Linked DNA regions of Homo sapiens: region 1 is linked to region 2. Evidence: chromatin contacts called from ENCODE Hi-C or POLR2A ChIA-PET data. All regions are on one chromosome and are shown on one strand. Each heading gives the region's core, a stretch centred on a gene start or an enhancer-like site at or near the end of the contact. The rest is flanking DNA. Distances are from core to core; before and after follow the strand shown.

Evidence for each region. Hi-C counts contacts between places; a loop is a spot of excess contacts on that map. ChIA-PET counts read pairs that join two places held with the same protein, here RNA polymerase II (POLR2A). Pooled maps may share reads with other maps.
Region 1: a loop to region 2 is called in a map of naive thymus-derived CD4-positive, alpha-beta T cell, with 16 times the contacts of the local background. The contact joins the promoter of SPATA2 here to the promoter of NCOA3 in region 2. A Hi-C loop is called at or near these places in 1 of 168 maps with a recorded cell type or tissue (naive thymus-derived CD4-positive, alpha-beta T cell) and 2 of 50 pooled maps. POLR2A ChIA-PET finds 5 or more read pairs at or near these places in 2 of 52 experiments (CD4-positive, alpha-beta memory T cell and PC-3).

What each region holds. Positions count from the first base shown.
Region 1 is chr20:49,913,297-49,919,697 of GRCh38, forward strand. It overlaps SPATA2 (spermatogenesis associated 2), which reads right to left and starts at 2,233. Exons shown (of 3, transcript NM_006038.4): 1 at 2,084-2,233. It overlaps LOC105372653 (a long non-coding RNA gene), which reads left to right and starts at 2,526. Exons shown (of 3, transcript NR_134564.1): 1 at 2,526-2,789. RefSeq lists enhancers at 1,251-1,420, 2,215-2,274 and a silencer at 1,935-2,184.
Region 2 is chr20:47,496,653-47,503,171 of GRCh38, forward strand. It overlaps NCOA3 (nuclear receptor coactivator 3), which reads left to right and starts at 5,235. Exons shown (of 23, transcript NM_181659.3): 1 at 5,235-5,367. RefSeq lists a cis regulatory region at 4,151-4,223 and a silencer at 5,475-5,594.

The sequences.
Region 1 (6,401 bases), core at 983-3,482, 2.4 Mb after region 2:
ACTCTTGCTGGGAGGCCCTTGATGCCTGGGCTTTCTCCAATTTACCTCACTCATTTATTGTTACATCAGTACCATTTACCAAGGGATTACTGTGTGGCATCCCTCTGCTAACTGCTCTGTGAAAACCAATGAAATCCACAGGATAGATCCAAGGTTAAAGAGGAAACTGAGGCTCGGAGAGGCCAACTCACTTACCCTAAGTCGTAAGGCTAGGAAGAAGTGGATCTGAGCTCTGAACCTAGGTCTAACGCCAAAACTCCGACTCTTGCAAAGCCATCCTGCTGCATCTGCTGGACAGCTCTACTCGAAAGTGTTTGGCTAAGTTAGAATGCCTTATGGCGGCGCGAGCAGAGTTGAGTTACAAAAATTCCTGTAGTAGCAAAATTCCCATCTTCCCACACCGAATGGGGCTAGGAGAGCTAATCTCTATATGATGTAAGCTCAAGGGCCAAGGAAAGAGGCTGGTCAGAGACATCGGCCAGTGATGAAGCAGCTGACATCATCCCTGCTGAAAACATTTTCTGAGAATACAAGATGCCTTGTAGCTGGTCATAGCTGGTGTTTTTTCTGAGCACAGAGCCAGCAATTCATTCCCAGCACTCTGCAAGAACAACAAAATACGCTCTCTGCAAAAACATCGTGGTTACAGGAGACCGAGACAGCCCAGCGACAGAAGCTGCTAATTTCTCCAAGCAACCCAAGGATTGGAACGCCAAGCCGTGCCAGTCTGGTGGAAAAAAAAAAAAAAAAAAACCCAAAAAACAAAAAAACAGCACTGTGAATATCCTGAACACAGAGACAGGCAGGTGCCCAGAGTCAACGGCTCCAGTCAGCACCTCCTGCACCCACAATCTAGGTACCTTCTTGAAAAGCAAGTCAATGGAAAAAGAGATATTGCACAGTCAGGGAGCCAGTGGCTTCTTTAGTTATTTTTTGAACATCTAAGAGGAAAGCTGTATCTGTTTAGAGTCCCACTGCATGGAAGTGAAGTGATTCCGAGTAGCTAAGCATTAGCTTGGCTTTACCTCAGCTGGCCCATTCAAGCAGAAATGTTCCCCAAGCAGCATTTGAAGGCGCCCCCTCTCTGCACAGGCAGACCTATTTTGGTCTGTGCACTGCCCCTGTCCACAGGTTTACACATCCCTGGTCTAGCTCCATCAGCCTCCAAACAGGAGACGGGGAAGTCAGTTCAACCCCCTCCACCTCCCCACCCACACCAATGCACTCGTTCCAAGCAAGAGGCTCCGAGAAACATCCAAGGCACCTTCCACTGGCTGTGAAACACCAGAAGGTCCCCACACTCCTACTAGATTCCAAAGAAATTCACACAGAGTCCTTCCAAACCTCTGAAAATAACCTCAGCGGTGCTGAAAGAAGCTTCCCTAGTGGCAGCTGCCTCTCTCGGAGAAGCTCTGAAGGAAGCTGTTTCCCTCCCTGCAGGGGACAGAAGCTGGCGGCTGCTAAGTCCCAGCTCGGTCATTCCTACAGCCTCGGGGGGCCACGTCAGTTGTGAAAAACAGCCCAGTCTCAAATTCTGGCCCCCCCTACGGCTTCGTGAATTGAATGAAGTAACAGGAACTATCACTTATTGGACGCCTGCTGTATGCCAGAGGCCCTGCATGATCTCATTCCATCTCCACTCCAGCCCTAGCAACCAGGTTCAATCACTTAAATAGGCAACTGAGGCTCTTAAGATGAAGTGACTTATCCAAGGTCACACAGTGAGTACAAACCCAGGTGTGCCGCCAGAGCCTGAACTGGGAACCCCTGCGCGGTAACTGCCTCGTGGCGAAATCGGGGTGTCCTTCTGTTTGGCCAGTCGCCGAAGAGGGGTGTTCCTCTTGGGCGGCCCTGAGCCACCCTCGGCGGGTCCCAGGAGCCTGCGAGGCAGCTCCCGGGAGAATGGGGGTCCTGAGGATAGGCTGGGGGTCCCGGGAGCGCCGAAACAGCGGGCCCACCTGTAGTCCTGCCTGCCGTGAGGGTACCCCGCTCCCGGGCCAGCCGAGCCCTGCCGCTGTCTGGCGCCCCCTCCGCCTGGGGAAGCCCCGAAGGCAGTTTCCGCCCGCGGCCGCCCGTCACTCACCCTGACACTGCCGCCGAGGACGGCCCGGCCGAGGGAAGCAAGCGAGAGGCGCGGCTGCCGCCGGAGCCGGGCCCCGTCGGGCTCTAGCCTCTCCGGCCGGCTGCAGGGGTACTGAGACCAGTACCCGGGGGCCAGCAGCGACCCGGAAACACTCGGCCCGGAAATGATGTCACCATGAGGCGGGCCCGAAGAGAGGGTGGACCACGGCTGCGCGCTGGCTCCGGGAAGCGGTCGATGCCCGCGGCCGACGGAGACTACAACCCAGAGGCGGAGGACAAAGCGGAAGGCCGAAGAGCGAGGACGAAACCGGCGGAACCGCACTTTGGAGCCTAACGAGCCATCGCTGCGTCTGAGACTGGGACCCGGAAGTAAACAGGCCGGACGTGACGCAAGCCGCTCGGCCTAGGGATGGTGGCTGGCCGGGTTGTCATGGAAACCGCTCAGGAGCAGGGAGCTGGGAGCTATGAGTGCTGACTGCGTGAACTCGGCCTCCACTTCCCGGACCTGCCACTTATCATGATCCACGAGCTGTACTCATGACTCCGCACAAGCAAGCAGGGGCTGACGGTCGGATCCCTCGCCCCCATTTTACGGACAGAAGTACCGAGGCTCAAAGAGAGCCAGTGAGATGCTGAAATCACGCGTGATTGGAATCCAGCCTTGCTAGGGCTGCGGGTGTTACGGGCCGTGGGCGGCGGTTAAGAGCGTGGGTTCTATTTTTAGTTTTGCCACTTACTAGCTGTGTGACCTTGGACAAGTTACCTAACCTCTCTGAGCCTCAGCTTTCTAACCTGTAATATTAAATAATAAAGCCAGGCGTGGTGGCACGCGACTGTAGTCCCAGCTAGTCGGGAGGCTGAGGCGAGAGGATGGCTTGCTCCCAGGTGTTCGAGACCAACCTGGGCAACATAACGAGGCCACGTCTCTTAAAAAAAAAAAAAAAAAAAAAAAAAAAAAAAAGCCGGGCACGGCGGCTCACGCCTGTAATCCCAGCACTTTCGGATAAACTATATATATATATAATCTGACATCCCCACCAGACCCTGAGCTTCTTATTCATCTATTTCCCCCCGAGCTCTGCACATGTCTGATGAGGAGGCACACAACAGATGTTCATTGATTGTAGGATTCTCACTCTGAGTCTTGGTGACCCCAGCTAAAACCGGTGGGGCTTGTGTGATGAGTCAGTGACACAATACTGGGAAACGTTTGGAGAACCAGCAATCTGCTGCTGTCCAAACAGTAGCATTACTGTGTTTACCTGTCGTTGCCTGAGCACCGCTCAAAGTCCCTGTGTTCTTTATCAGCTCATGTTTAAGCTCCTCTCTTAATTATCTGCAATGTGATGATGTTCACAGGAATTCCATCTGAGACAAACTGTCCCACCTTAAGTCTGCCTCTTACAGCAACTCAGCACTCTGGTTTGGTAGCTCTTACAATATTGCATTTTCACGTGGGGCTGCTTAAAAAAGTCCCCTCCAGCTCTGTGGGTCTATGACAGGCAAAAGAGAAACAAAGATTTTGAAGAAGGGCTTTACCAGTAGGAAACCCTGGTCATCATCTACTATCAGAAAAGACCCAAAGTCTCCAAAGACAGTCACATTTCTCAGTTTTTTTTTTTTTTTTTTTTTTTTTTGAGACGGAGTCTCGCTCTGTCACCCAGGCTGGAGTGCAGTGGCACAATCTCAGCTCACTGCAAGCTCCGCCTCCTGGGTTCACGCCATTTTCCTGCCTCAGCCTCCGGAGTAGCTGGGACTACCGGCACGCGCCAACACGCCTGGCTAATTTTTTGTATTTTTAGTAGAGATGGGGTTTCACCAAGGTGGTCAGGATGGTCTCCATCTCTTGACCTCGTGATCCGCCCACCTCGGCCTCCCAAAGTGCTGGGATTACAGGCCTGAGCCACTGTGTCCGGCCATGTTTCTCATCTTTTAAACACAGTTGAAGGCTTGTGATTTCTCTACTTGGTGATGTAGAAATGACAGGAGCGTCCTTTCCCGACTTTATTATATAATGATTACCAGATTATGTAAGGGTCACGTGACAATGATTAGGCACTTCTACTTCCGAAGAGCCAACAACACGAACAATCTACCTACCTCTTTCTATTTTTTAGTTTTTTTTTCCATCACCAAAGTAATACATGATTCCAACAATACAGAGGAGTATAGAACAAAAAGCAAAACAGAAAAGCTACCCCATGACCCAGCAATTGGATTTCTCAAAATCTGCTAGAGAAACATACACTGTGCCCAAAGAGACCTCTTGCATCATTGTTTCTAATGCAAAAGCAATAATAGGAAATATTTAAATCTCCATCACTGGGGTAATGGTATATCCATACTAACAAATACTGTGGATCACTTAAAAAGGGTGATGCATGGCCAGGCGCGGTGGCTCACGCCTGTAATCCCAGCACTTTGGGAGGCCGAGGTGGGCAAATCACGAGGTCAAGAGGCCGAGACCATCCTGGCTAACACAGTGAAACCCTGTCTCTACTAAAAATACAAAAATTAGCCGGGTGTGGTAGCAGGCGCAGTAGCGGGTGCCTGTAGTCCCAGCTACTCGGGAGGCTGAGGCAGGAGAATGGCATGAACCTGGGAGGCAGAGGTTGCAGTGAACCGAGATGGCACCACTGCACTCCAGCCTGGGCTACAGAGTGAGACTCTGTCTCAAAAAAACAAAACAAAAAAAGTCAACTGGGGACAGGAACACAGATACAGATATCTGTCTTTCATTCCACAAACACACATTTATGTGATCTGTATTAATATCTTTCTCCCCCAGAAGTCAGTGAACTCCATGAGGACAAAACTATGTCTGTTTTGTTCACAATTATATTACTACTACCTGACATATATGCACTACCTAGCATGCAATAGGTTGTTCAACATAATTTGTTTCTGACCAGAATTTTCACTGAATACCTACCATGTGCCAAGTTTGATGTCAGATTTTTTTTTTTTAATTGAGACAGGGTCTCTCACTCTGTCACCCTGTCTGGAGTGTAGTGGCATGATCATAGCTCACTGCAGCCTCAACCTCCTAGGCTCAAGCGATCCTCCCACCTTAGCCTCCTGAGTGGCGGGGACCACAGTTGCACACCACCACATCTGGCTAATTTTGTTAACTGTTTTGTAGAGGGAGGGTCTCGCAATTTTGCCAAGGCTGCTCTCAAACTCCTGGGCTCAAGTGATCCTCCCACCTTGGCTTCCCAAGGTGCTGGGATTACAGGCATGAGTCACCATGCCCACCCTGATGTTAGGTTTAAAGGGCATAACTGTGAGTGAGACAGACACAGTTCCTGCCCTCACAGAGCATCCAGTCTCCTTAACCGAAAGAGAATATTCATAACATAGGAGTAGGATTAATAAAACCCTAGAATTCAGGATAGAAGATGGTAAATGATATGAGAGGGGTATAGAGCTTAGAGCATGGAGAAGTGACCTCTGACAGGGTAAATGAAGGATAGCCTCCAGGAGGAAGTAGCATTTGAGCTGGGCTTTGAGTGACCTGGACATGTGAGGCTGTCCAGCTTTCCTTCCAGCTGGAGTAAAGGGAGCAATCAAAGGCAAGGACCTGAGATCAAAAACTCGGCTACCTGTGGCTGGGCTCAGTGGCACAAGCCTGTAATCCCAGCAATTTGGGAGGCCGAGGCAGGCGGATCTCCTGAGGCCCAGAGTTTGAGACCAGCCTGACCGATACAGTGAAACCCCATCTGTACTAAAACCACAAAAATTAGCCAGCCTGTAGTAGTGCCCACCTGTGGTCCCAGCTACTCAGGAGGCTGAGGCTGGAGAATCGCTTAAATCTGGGAGGTGGAGGTGGCAGTGAGCCAAGATCACGCTACTGCACTCTAGCCTGGGACACAGAGGGAGACCCTGTCTCAAAAAAGCAAAAACAAAAACAAAAAACAAAAACACAAACTCAGCTACCTGCAAGCACATAATGTGGGCAAATACGAGGTACTAGAGTACTATAGCCTCACACTGCGTAGGACCAGAAATGAGTAATGTAATCTAACATGGTACCCGGCTCACAGTAGGCATCCAATAAGTACTTCAGTGAGAAAACAAATATTGTTGAATTCCTTCCATGCTTCAGCTGACTTGTGGCCAAGATCCCCACTCACCAGGAATGACCAGATACTCTGATTTTTGGAGAGGAGTTAGAGATCCAGATTGTTTGTTTATTTATTTATTTAAAGATAAGGTCTTGATCTGTCATCCAGACTGGAGTACAGTGGCATGATCATGGCTCACTGCAACCTCAAACTTCTGGACTCAAGGGATCCTCCCACCCCAGCCTCCCACACAGC
Region 2 (6,519 bases), core at 3,985-6,484:
TTTTTTTTTTTTTTGAGACTGAGTCTCGCTCTGTTGCCCAGGCTGGAATGCAATGGCGCGATCTTGGCTCACTGCAAGCTCTGCCTCCTGGGTTCAAGCGATTCTCCTGCCTCAGCCTCCCGAGTAGCTGGGATTACAGGTGTGTGCTACCATACCCAGCTAATTTTGTATTTTTAGTAGAGACAGGGTTTCACCATGTTGGTCAGGCTGGTCGCGAACTCCTGACCTCAAATGATCCACCTGCCTTGGCCTCCCAAAGTGCTGGGATTACAGGCATGAGCCACTGCGCCTGGCCATTTATTTTTATTTTTAAAAACTACCTATTTTCCTTTTTTATAACTTTTTTTTCACAATGTTCTGGTCAACACTATAGTCACCTGGGGCCTCTAAGGACTGAAATGTATGAGAAGGCTCATTTGCATGGCTGACAGTTACTGCAGGCTCTTGCCTGGAATCTCAGCTGGGGCTGCCAAGTGGAGTGCTTCAGTTTTTACTTCATGTAGCCTCTCCATGTGGCTTAGGCTTCCCATAATCTGGCAGCTGGGTTCCATGAGGAAGAAAGTGTAAGCTGCCAATCATCTTTATTTTATTTTATTTTATTTTATTTTATTTTATTGAGACAGAATCTCACTCTGTCGCCTGGGCTGGAGTGCAGTGGCACAATCTTGGCTCACTGCAACCTCCGCCTCCCAGGTTCAAGCGATTCTCCTTCCTCAGCCTCCAGAGTAGCTGGGTTTACAGGCATGTGCCACGGCGCCTGGCTAATTTTTGTACTTTTAGTAGAGACGCGGTTTCACCATGTTGGCCAGGCTGGTCTCGAACTCCTGACCTCAGGTGATCCACCTGCCTCAGCCTCCCAAAGTGCTGGGATTACAGGCATGAGCCACCCCAATCATCTTAAAGCCTAGACTTGAAAGTCCCATGACATCACTTCCACTATTTCCATTGGTCAAACAGTTACAGAGTCAACTCCAGTTCAAGGAAGAGGAAATAAAGCCTACCTTTCGATGTAGGAGTGGCCTGTGCAAACAGCAGGAAAGAATGATAGTGGGCACCTACACAGACTATCTTGTAGAGTGTGTCACTCATTTGGCTTAGATTTTGAGTCTAGAGCAGTGTTTCCACATGTCACTCACTACAAGATCACCTACAGGTTCCATCAAACTCTGCCAATGTTTGCCAGGCGCAGTGGCACACGCCTGTAAATCCCAGCATGTTGAGAGGCCAAGGAGGTTGGATTACTTGAGGTCAGGAATACAAGACCAGCTTGGCCAACATGGTAACACCCCATCTCTACTAAAAATACAAAAATTAGCCAAGTGTGGTGGCACGTGCCTGTAATCCCAGCTACTCGGGAGGCTGAGGCAGAGGAAGCCCTTGAACTCAGGAGGCGGAGATTGCAGTGAGCTGAGATCACACCACTACACCCCAGCCGGGGCAACAGAGCAAGGCTCTGTCTCAAAAAAATTCAGCTGAGCCAGAAGTTTGAGGTTACAGTGAGCCATGATTGTGCCACTGCATTTCAACATGGAGAAACCCCGTCCCTACTAAAAATGCAAAAAATTAGCTGGGCATGGTGGCATGTGCCTGTAATCCCAGCTACTCAGGAGGCTGAGGCAGGAGAATCACTTGAACCCGGGAGTCGGAGGTTGTGGTGAGCCGAGATCACGCCATTGCACTCCAGTCTGGGCAACAAGAGTGAAACTCCATCTAAAAAAAAAAAATTTCTAAAAAAATTCAGATGGTGTATGGTATGAATCATTGTGAAGACAAAGCAGGGTGATATGACTGTGTTTGTGCCTGTGTGTGTGTTTAGTGCTTTAGAAGTTCTATCCGAGAAGGAGACATTGCAGCAGAGACTTGAATGGCAATAGAGAGCAAGCCAGGAGGAAAGAAAATTCTAGGCAAAAGGAACAACAGGTGCACAGGTCCTGAGGCAGGAATATGCTTGGTGTGTTCAGGAATGTTAGTGTGACATGGGGTGAGATATAGGGAGAGATATATCACCTGAGATCAGGGAGGGGAGCAGAGACCAAATCAATTAGGGTCAGAGTAGTTTGTTTTCTTAAATGGAGTCAGGGTCTCCCTCTGTCACCCAGGTTGGAGTGCACTGGCACAATTACGGCTCACTGCAGCCTCGAACTTCCGGGCTCAAGCAATCCTCTCACCTCAGCTTTCTGAGTAGCTAGGACTAGAAGCGTGGGCCACCACACCCAACTAGGGTCTGAGTTTTATCCCAAATGCAATGGGATGCCATTCGAAGCTGTTTAGGTTGGAAGTTTTTTGTTTTGTTTTGTTTTGTTTTGTTTTTGAGATGGAGTTACGCTCTTGTTGCCCTGGCTGGAGTGCAGTGGCATGATCTTGGCTTACTGCAACCTCTGCCTCCTGGGTTCAAGAGATTCTCCTGCTTCAGCCTCCCAAGTTGCTAGGACTACAGGTGTGTGCCACCATGCCCAGCTAATTTTGTATTTTTAGTAGAGACAGGGTTTCACTATATTGGTCAGGCTGGCCTCAAAACCCTGACCTCAAGTGATCTGCCTGCTTTGCCCTCCCAAAGTGCTGGAATTACAGGCGTGAGCCACCGTACCCGGCCTAGGTTGGAAGTAACATGATTTAATACATGATTTTTCAAGGATCCCTCTGGCTACTGTATTGGGAGTGCCCTGTAGAGGATGAAAGGGAGAGAAGCAAGGAGAGTAGCTAGGAGACAGGTGCAGTTGCTGAGGTGAAAGGCCATACACGTGTGAGCATTTCATCTCTGGGTTCTCAGCATCTAACGCAGTATTTTATTTTATTATTTTTATTTTATATATATATATATTTGAAATGGAGTCTCACTCTGTCGCCCAGGCTGGAGTGCAGTGGTGCAAGCATGGCTCACTGCAGCCTTGACCTCCCCTACTCAGGCAATCCTCCCACCTCAGCCTCCTGAGTACTTGGGAATACAAGCAGGCGCCACCACACCAAGCTAATTTTAAAATTTTTTGTAGAGACTGGGTATCTGCTTTGTTGCCAAGGCTGGTCTTGAACTCCTGGGCTCAAGCAATCTCTCGGCCTTCCAAAGTGTTGGGATTACAGGCCTGAGCCACTGTGCCCTGGTGGAAATATATATATATATATTTTTTTGAGACAGAGTTTCGCTCTTGTGGCCCAGGCTGGAGTGCAGTGGCGCGATCTCGGCTCACTGCAACCTCTGCCTCCCGGGTTCAAGTGATTCTCCTGCCTCAGCCTCCCGAGTAGCCAGGATTATAGGCGCCTGCCACCATGCCCAGCTAATCTTTTGTATTTTTAGTAGAGACGGGGTTTCGCCATGTTGGGCAGGCTGGTCTGGAACTTCTGACCTCAGGTGATCTGCCCACCTTGGCCTCCCAAAGTGTTGGGATTACAGGTGTGAGCCACCGTGCCCGGCCCAGAAATGAGATATTTAATTTTTTAATTTTTACTTTTTTTTTTTTTGAGACGGAGTTTCACTCTTGTTGCCCAGGTTGGAGTGCAATGGTGCCATCTCGGCTCACCGCAACCTCTGCCCCCAGGTTCAAGTGATTCTCCTGCCTCAGCCTCCTGAGTAGCTCGGATTACAGGCATGTGCTACCATGCCCAGCTAATTATGTATTTTTAGTAGTGACGGGGTTTCTCCATATTGGTCAGGCTGGTCTTGAACTCCCGACCTCAGGTGATCTGCCTGCCTTGGCCTCCCAAAGTGCTGGGATTACATTCGTGAGTCACCGCGCCCAGCCAAAATGAGATATTTTAAATAACATAAGTAAACAGAAATATATCATGATTTTAATGATAATTCATGCTCTGAAAATAAATGAAGAAAGGAATAGGAGTAGGGAAAGCTGGGATCAGAGTGGGCAGGAAGTTAAAATAGAGCAGTTAGGGAAAGCCTCACTGAATAAGTGACATTTGGACAATGACCATGGGGAGATTAGGGAATGGGTTATTTGAATTTTCTGGGAAAATACTGTTCTAGGCAGAGGAAATAGCAAGTGCACGATCTTTAAGGCCAGAGTGTGCTAAGCACGTTGGAGAGGCCGAGTCCATTGTAGCTGAGTTACAGAAGTGAGTGGAAGAGAAGAAGGTGATGAGTTTAGAGAGGGAAGGGCAGGGCAAGAGACGGGCTGTATGGGGCTTTGCAGGTTACTGCAAGAATTTTGCAGGAGGGACAGAGACTGACTTGGTTCTTACCAGGATTCCTCTGGCTGCTGTGTTGAGTATAGACTCTAAGAGGAAAGAGTGGAAGCAGGCAGAACACTGAGGAGGCTGTTGCAGTGGTCCAGGTGGGAAATGATGGTGCTGACCGTGGAGGTGGTAAGTGGTCAGATTATTCTATTTTATTTACACTCAACACATCTAATACTGACTCAATATTATCTAACATACAGTCCACATTGAAATTGCCCCCCAAATTCTTTTTACATAAAAAAATCATCCTGAATCCAATCAAGTCTCACCTATTGCTTTTGGTTTTCACCTCTTTCATGCTGTCATATTTTAAAAGACTCCAGGCTAGATGTTGTGTAGAATGTCCCACATTCTGAATTCGTTTATTTTTTCAAGTAAGCTTTTTGTGTGTATGTGGCAAGAATACGACAGAGGTAGCAATATGCTTTCCCCACTGCATCATATTAGGAGACACATAACAACAGTCCTGACCCATTATTGGTGGTGCTAAGTTCGATCACTTGGTAAGGGGGTGCCTGCCAGATCTTTCCATTGTAAAGCAAGCTGTTCTTTATTGTAAGTCATAAATACGCTGTGGGATGATACTTCGGGACTAAATATACCCTGAATATACTGCTGCCCAACAACATTTCACCCAGTGACTTTAGCAGCTAAGGAACAGCCTCGTGGCTTCCGACCTTGTGCCTCAGTTCGCTCATCTGAAAAATGAGGATGATCATGGTCCCTACCGGATGCTTGTTTTGAGGATCCGTGCTTGGCATACCAGAAACGCTCCACAAATGTTAGGTATTACTGGACGAAGGCAAATATGAAAAAAATTAAGGGCAGGGCTAGGACTGCATTCCGGTTCTCCGGATCCCGAGGGAGCTCCCAGTCGATGCTGGGCGAAAGCGGCCGCACGAGCCCACGTCGCCACGCCCTCCGCCGCGGAAGCCAGGGTGGGGGTCGCTGGAACCCTAGGCCGGCCGCGCAAGGCCCCCTGGGACCGGTAGTGCTGGGCGTGGCCTCGGGACTACATATCCCAGTGGCCCCCGTGCGGCGACTTTAGCTGCTGCTGTCTCAGCCGCTCCACAGCGACGGCAGCGGCTGCGGCTTAGTCGGTGGCGGCCGGCGGCGGCTGCGGGCTGAGCGGCGAGTTTCCGATTTAAAGCTGAGCTGCGAGGAAAATGGCGGCGGGAGGTGAGTGGAGATAAAGGAGGAGGCGGTGGCGGGCGAGGGGGTGGAGTGCGAGGCGGAGGGAAGAGGGGCGAGTTCCCCAGGCTGCGAGAGCCAGCGGCTTCAGATCTGCCAAGGCACTGAGGGGCGCGCCGGCCGGGGGACGCGCTGAGGTAGTTTCGGGGTGTCGGGGCCGCGCCGCTTCCCCTCAGCCCGGGGGGCGGCCCGCGGCGGTAGGAGCTGAGACGAAGCTGGGTGGCAGTCCGCTTGGGGATCCGAGGGGGTCCCCGCGCGGAGGGGTCACCCGAGGAGTTTGCGGGGGGACTGCAGGGGCCCACTTTCCCCTTCTGTCCCTAAAGTTTTTTCTTCCTCTTGCCTCCCCCAGCCCTTTTGAAAGCTCCCCGCGTCGTCCTCCTGCTGCCCCGGCTCCTTAGCAGCTTCTGGGACGCACGGGAGGGAAAAGCCGCGGGGACCCCCCCCACCCCAGCCTCCCAGCCGGGTGAGATTTGGTTGCTGTGTTTCCTCCTCACTTGGGCATTTAAAAAATATTTTAACACGAATTGTCCGCGGAATTTTCATGTTGGGCTCGGGTAGCTTCTTAGTTTTCTCGGTAAAAAGGCGTTTTACTACCTCTGGTGTGAAGGCTGGGAAATGGCAAGTGGGAAGTTGGTTGATAAAATTAGGAGTTTGGCTGTCTTTATTACTACTTTTTTTTTTTTTTTGCTCTCCCCATCTCTCATTTTATGAACATCGACCCAGTTCGTCATGGTTTAAATAAACTGCTTGTCTTGTACCTGCCTTAACAAAACTAGCCATGGGTCGTTGGGAGACTTAGTTGCTTCCTAGGCAGTTTGAGGGCATCTAGGGTGGAAAAGTTAACCGAGAGAGCGAGCATCTACCTCACTGGCAGGATCTGGGATTCCCAAATGGAATGACACGGAAGCTATGAGATTCTCTCGAAGTCGAAACTTTTTTCCCCCTCCCGAATGCGAAGACTTCCTTTTTGCAATATTTGAGCAGGGCTTCAAAACCAACCTGTTTTTGTTATTAAGCCTGTACGGTAAAGAAACAGGAAGGAGAGTACCAGCTGTCTTGCTGCAGTGGTTTTAAATGGAGTTGAATGAGATGCGTGAGAGTGGTAGTAGTATTGAGTAAGATTGCTGCATCTCTTTGATT